2 separate regions of the Homo sapiens genome follow, and region 2 is linked to region 1. Evidence: chromatin loops called from intact Hi-C (ENCODE). Cell type or tissue: endothelial cell of umbilical vein. All regions are shown on one strand.

Region 1 (2,500 bases):
CGAAGTTTAGCTACCTGGTTTTCCTTAATTTTTTTTTTTTTTGCAGTTTGTTTAGAACTTTTTATTTTCCTAAATTGACAAATTTATGTAAATTTTACTTATGAACAATAGTCCCCCTTAAAAGCAATTCACATCTAGACATCTAGTACATTCCTAGATTTAATGTACTCTTTAGGTCTAATCTTACCTACTCACTCAATAGTTATAAATTAAAATATAATACAGCTTTGACTTCTAGACTAAATCTGACAGCTGAGATTTAATTTGCCATTATGACCTCGTAGTTGTAAAACAGAAACTAGATCTATAGCTCACCTTATTAAAGCATGGCCATCTATCACTGCCTAATTTAATCCCTACTTTTTCCAAGAAATTTACAAAAACTCATTTTTTTCTATAAATTCATAGCTTTTACTTTCATTATCCCTTTTATCATTTAACTTTTCATATGGGTCTTTCTCTTAAAGATCAGTGACTGTGCATTATGCTTCTTTGAATGTTTGAACATAATAGATTTTCAATGGAAGAATGAAATGTATTAATGATAAATCATCTCAACTACAGGGCAAAATATCTTCATAATAAGTGATTGAGATAACAAAGGAATCACAGGGTTCATTATGCCAGATCATGAATGAGGGAGAAATTATGTGGAATGCTTATTAACAACAGCTGATTCTCAGAAAAGGAAAAACTAAATTAGGAGACTGAGCATTGCTGTAAGGTAGAAGAGAGTCCCCTTCACAAATGCCTGAGAAGAAAGTGTTAAGAGGACAAATTGACCCACTGTGGCAAGTGCTGGTGAGCAGTCAAATGATAATTACGTTTGACAAGACAAGAATCACCATGGAACTGGATGAGAGCTATTTCAGTTGAGTGTTGCATCCCAGGATCTGCATGTTTAACAAGAACCGCAGATAATTTGTATGCAGAATGACTTCAAATCACACCAAGACACTAATATTATCTTAAACTACTTCTACAAACTTGAATGGGGAAAACTTGAAACTAAACACAAAGTCAATTGACCTGATTCTTCTCTCTAAATAGATTATCTATTTAGATTATTATAGATTATTGTATTAAAATACTCTTATCATAGTTGAAAGTAACCAAATATCTACATGTTTTATGTATTAATAACAGGAACTTCAAATAAAACATTAGTAATAAATATTCTAAGTTCAAGAATGTTGCTCTCTGTACTCATCTCATGAACACAAGATATTAGGAAATTTTTATTTCTGTTGAACAAAAGAATTATACTAAGGTGAAACCTTCCCATTATGTTTTCCAGATAAGACAGAGAATCAAATATTTTAAGCATGACAATAGAAGGAAGTGCTAAGTGTATGCATGAGAATGGCTCTCCAAAGGATAAACATTACATCAGGGAAACATTATAGGAAGAACATTTTATATGGATCTCACAGCACTGAAATTATGAATGTTTCCCACTAGAAATTATGTTGGAAAGGTTATGTTTTACAAAGATTTAATTCAAACATAAGGAAATTAAAATAATGTAACCTGAAGAAATGTTTGTAATATTTATTTGATATTTTCCACAGGAAATGAAGACTCAGTAATAATTAAATACAAACAACATCTACTGAAACAGGCTTATGAATGGTTGTGTGGAAAAACAAATTCAGAATTGGAAACTTCCTGCTCTCAGTTCTATTTTTGAGAATAATAATAGAATAAAAGCATAACATGAGACTATTACTTAGAAAAGATAATTGTGTTTGTAAGTGTGTGCATTCACACAGATCACAGAGAGACATACTGTGTAGGAATAATTTTCATTATGGTAATGAAAGGTAATGTGTTCAAGAGAGTTGGGTGGAAATTAATAACACTCGGGGGGTTCTAATTGTTATTTTCCATCTTTATGAACGTCTTTCTGAAGCCCAATAAATAGTTGATGAATCATTCAGTAGCTAAGGAAAAAAAAACTATATTAATCACTGTATTTTGGGCAGAGTTAGGCTTTTATTATGACACTGAATGTTGCCTGGTGTCCAGAAAGCAGTCCCCGAAGCAGTTTTAATAAATGCTACTGCTGGAAGTATATATATTTTCAACAGACTGAAGTGTGATTTCTAAACACTTAAAAGGAAAGCAGACATAAAAAAAGATTGAGAAAGACATCCTAGTATACTTGAAAACTACTAAATTGATAAATATTTAAAGAGTTCATGAAAATGTAAGGAATGCAGTTATTTAACAATATATACTGATAATTTGATATCCAAATTAATTTAAAGAGCTGAACATCACAATTCCCAAATCAAGCATTGTGTAGTTTCCAAAAGGTAGCACTCATTCACTCATCTTCTTCCTTCTCAATATTCAAAATCTCACATTTTGGTTGTAATACATTTTCCAATAATTTGTTGTATTATTTCCCAGAAACCCAAGTCAATCTAACAGGGTAGAAAAATCATACTTCCTGGTATTTCACTTGAACATCTCATGAACATTCTCTTTCTCAAAG
Region 2 (2,500 bases), 110 kb after region 1:
CTTCTTGGCCCCAATTTAATAACAAAACCAAAGCTCTGAGTTATGGGCAAATGGCAGGTGACTTTAGGAAAATGGGGGATTTTCACCACTGGCTTACTTCTATGGATTTTTACTTTTGCATTATTTTTCGCTTCATACAAATTTGTTTCCAGGTCAGCAATGCATTTAAAAATAAATATTAAATATTTTACTGAGCATTTTTAGGTAGATGAGGGTTTTAGGATTTCCAGTCTGCTATAATGCTTGATATAGAAGTCACCTTTGAGCATGGAGTACTTTTTCACAGTTAGTTTTTAGGAACCTAAAATAGATATCATTATATATTATTTGATGTGTGTGTGTGTGTGTGTGTGTGTGTGTGTATGCCTTTCATAAGTGCATGTTAAGTTCCTGGAGGAAATGAAACTTTTCTTTTTTCAGTGTTTATCTTTCCCAGATACAGGGTAAGGCTTCGCCTTTGGTCAGCACTCCATAAATGAATGATTTGATGGTCTTATTCTCTTCCCTGGGCTCCCATAGAAACTATGTCTATCAAGGAATAATTATTACACTGCAGCAAATTGTGTTTCTCCCTACCCAGCAGATTAGAATTTCTTACTGGCAGTCATCTTATTTTATTGTCTTTGCAGATTTAGAGCTTAGTTTAGAGTTTGGCCCATAATAAACACTAAATAAAAGTTGACTCAAAGAAATCATAGCCTTAGTCTCTGAGACTGGCATGTTAGGCAGGAGAAAGCAACCGTATTCATTTCAAGAATGATACTGATTTCAGTGATTCGGATGGGCTGGGAAAAGCCTGCCAAAGAGGAGACAGAGGAAACTGAGTCAGGCTTGATAGTCTCTGTTTTTATGCTTTCTGGGAGTTTTTACTTTAGGGGCCAGACAGGAAGGAAGAATGGAAAAAGACAAAAAAAACTTCCTTGAACAAAAATCAAAACTTTTTTCTTCCTGCAGTAGTCGCCAATGAATTGCCCAAAAGGAAGATCTTATCCTTCTTCCTTCCACTCATTTTACGGAAACATATGTTAAATACTTAGCATCTTTGATTATTTTAAGCTCTTTAAATGAGCTTAAGTTGGCAAAGTTGAAATAATAGAGTATGTGGCAGCATGGTGGTTTCCTATAAAACCCCATAAATAGGTATTCTAATCTGAGATCTTCTGTATATCCTGGAAAATCTTCCTAAATGAGGACTGTGAGCACCTTGCAAGTCCTCAGACTTCATCAGCTCTTATTTTTACCTGCTGGAGGTCATTTCAGTCCATGGAATCATGGCTAGGGCCTATTCTGACAGAGCCATCCTGATTCCTAATGAGGCTATCTTGAGTTTCACTCTGGGGAGTCCAGACTGCTGGAACGGAGACCACTCCCTTTTCCGGAATGCTCCCTTTGGACATATCAGCTCCAGCATGTAGCCTGCGGCAGCCAAACATGTAACTTGCTGGGAATTCGGTAATACTTTCCTTGACCTGTTGGCTTTAACGTTTGCTTTGATGCCCTTTGCCTTTTATTCCTTCATCTGTTCCAGAAGGTCCACCACATAGCCTGACTTCACTTTTGTTCTTTGTTCTGTAATTCTCTATCTCTGAAACAGAAATAACCATCTTTCCTGTGACCTGCCTCCAAGAGATAATGTGAAGCAGTGCTTTGAACACATCAGAAGAAACTATGCTAAATAATTTCAAAAGTAAAGGGATTAGTCATTTTTTTTCTTAAAATTCTTATGGATTGTCATAAAACATACTGATATAGCCTAACAATCCCTGTTCTGTAAAGCCCAAAAACATGAGAAAGTAAGAACTTGATATCAAACTTCAATTCCAATGTCACTTCCTCCAGGAAAATTTTCTGACCCCTCTCACTCTCTAAATCTAATACCTGCTGTTTAAAATTATAAATGTTGGCATTTATAAAACTCTTACTATAAGCCAGACACAGTGTTAATGCTTTATATGCAAAGCCATGTTTCCATTCATTTATTTCCTATTAAATCTAAATATTTAAAGTATATCCTCCTTGCCAAGCTTTGTGGTGAAATGAGTTTACGGTGATGAAAAAGATATGATCCTCACCCTCTTGAGCTACAGTCTAGGGAGGAAGATAAATATTGTATATACACAGAAGAAGATAGAATTAAAATTATTACAAGTACTGTGTAAGAAAACAACAGGCAGGTAGGAAAGAAAACAGAAACGTGAATAGAACTGATATACACTTTGAGATCAGGAGAAAGATGCTTGAGCTGTGACCTGTGAAAAGATATTTAGGCTGAAATCTCAGAGATGAGTCACCATTAGTTGGTGGGAGTTGGGGTATTAGAGCATTTCAGAAAAGGAGTCAGCATGTTCTAAGGCCCAAAGTAGGGAAGACTTGGTATATTACAGGACATAGAGAAAGTGTGGCTGGTGTGTAACAAGTAAAGGAGAGGGTGAGAAAGATGAGATTGATGAGAGGGGCAGAGACTGGAATCTAGCATGATTGCAAGGAGTTTTTATTTTAT

The links. Hi-C counts contacts between places; a loop is a spot of excess contacts. Peaks named below come from ENCODE experiments on the same cell type or tissue, not always from the same donor. Only the 100,000 strongest peaks of a DNase experiment are listed, where the experiment ranks them.
Region 2: it touches region 1 in a loop (7-fold over the local background); 1 of 110 quality-filtered maps calls a loop at or near these places.

The regions. Positions count from the first base shown.
Region 1 is chr12:43,078,538-43,081,037 of GRCh38, reverse strand. No RefSeq gene overlaps it. Among named protein-coding and RNA genes, the nearest start is that of LINC02461, 76 kb to the left of the region's middle. In endothelial cell of umbilical vein, no CTCF peak of the experiment used is centred here; DNase peaks (open chromatin) are centred at 1,347 and 1,867; H3K27ac peaks cover 2,182 bases.
Region 2 is chr12:42,968,428-42,970,927 of GRCh38, reverse strand. No RefSeq gene overlaps it. Among named protein-coding and RNA genes, the nearest start is that of LINC02461, 190 kb to the left of the region's middle. In endothelial cell of umbilical vein, no CTCF peak of the experiment used is centred here; DNase peaks (open chromatin) are centred at 737 and 1,397; H3K27ac peaks cover 2,245 bases.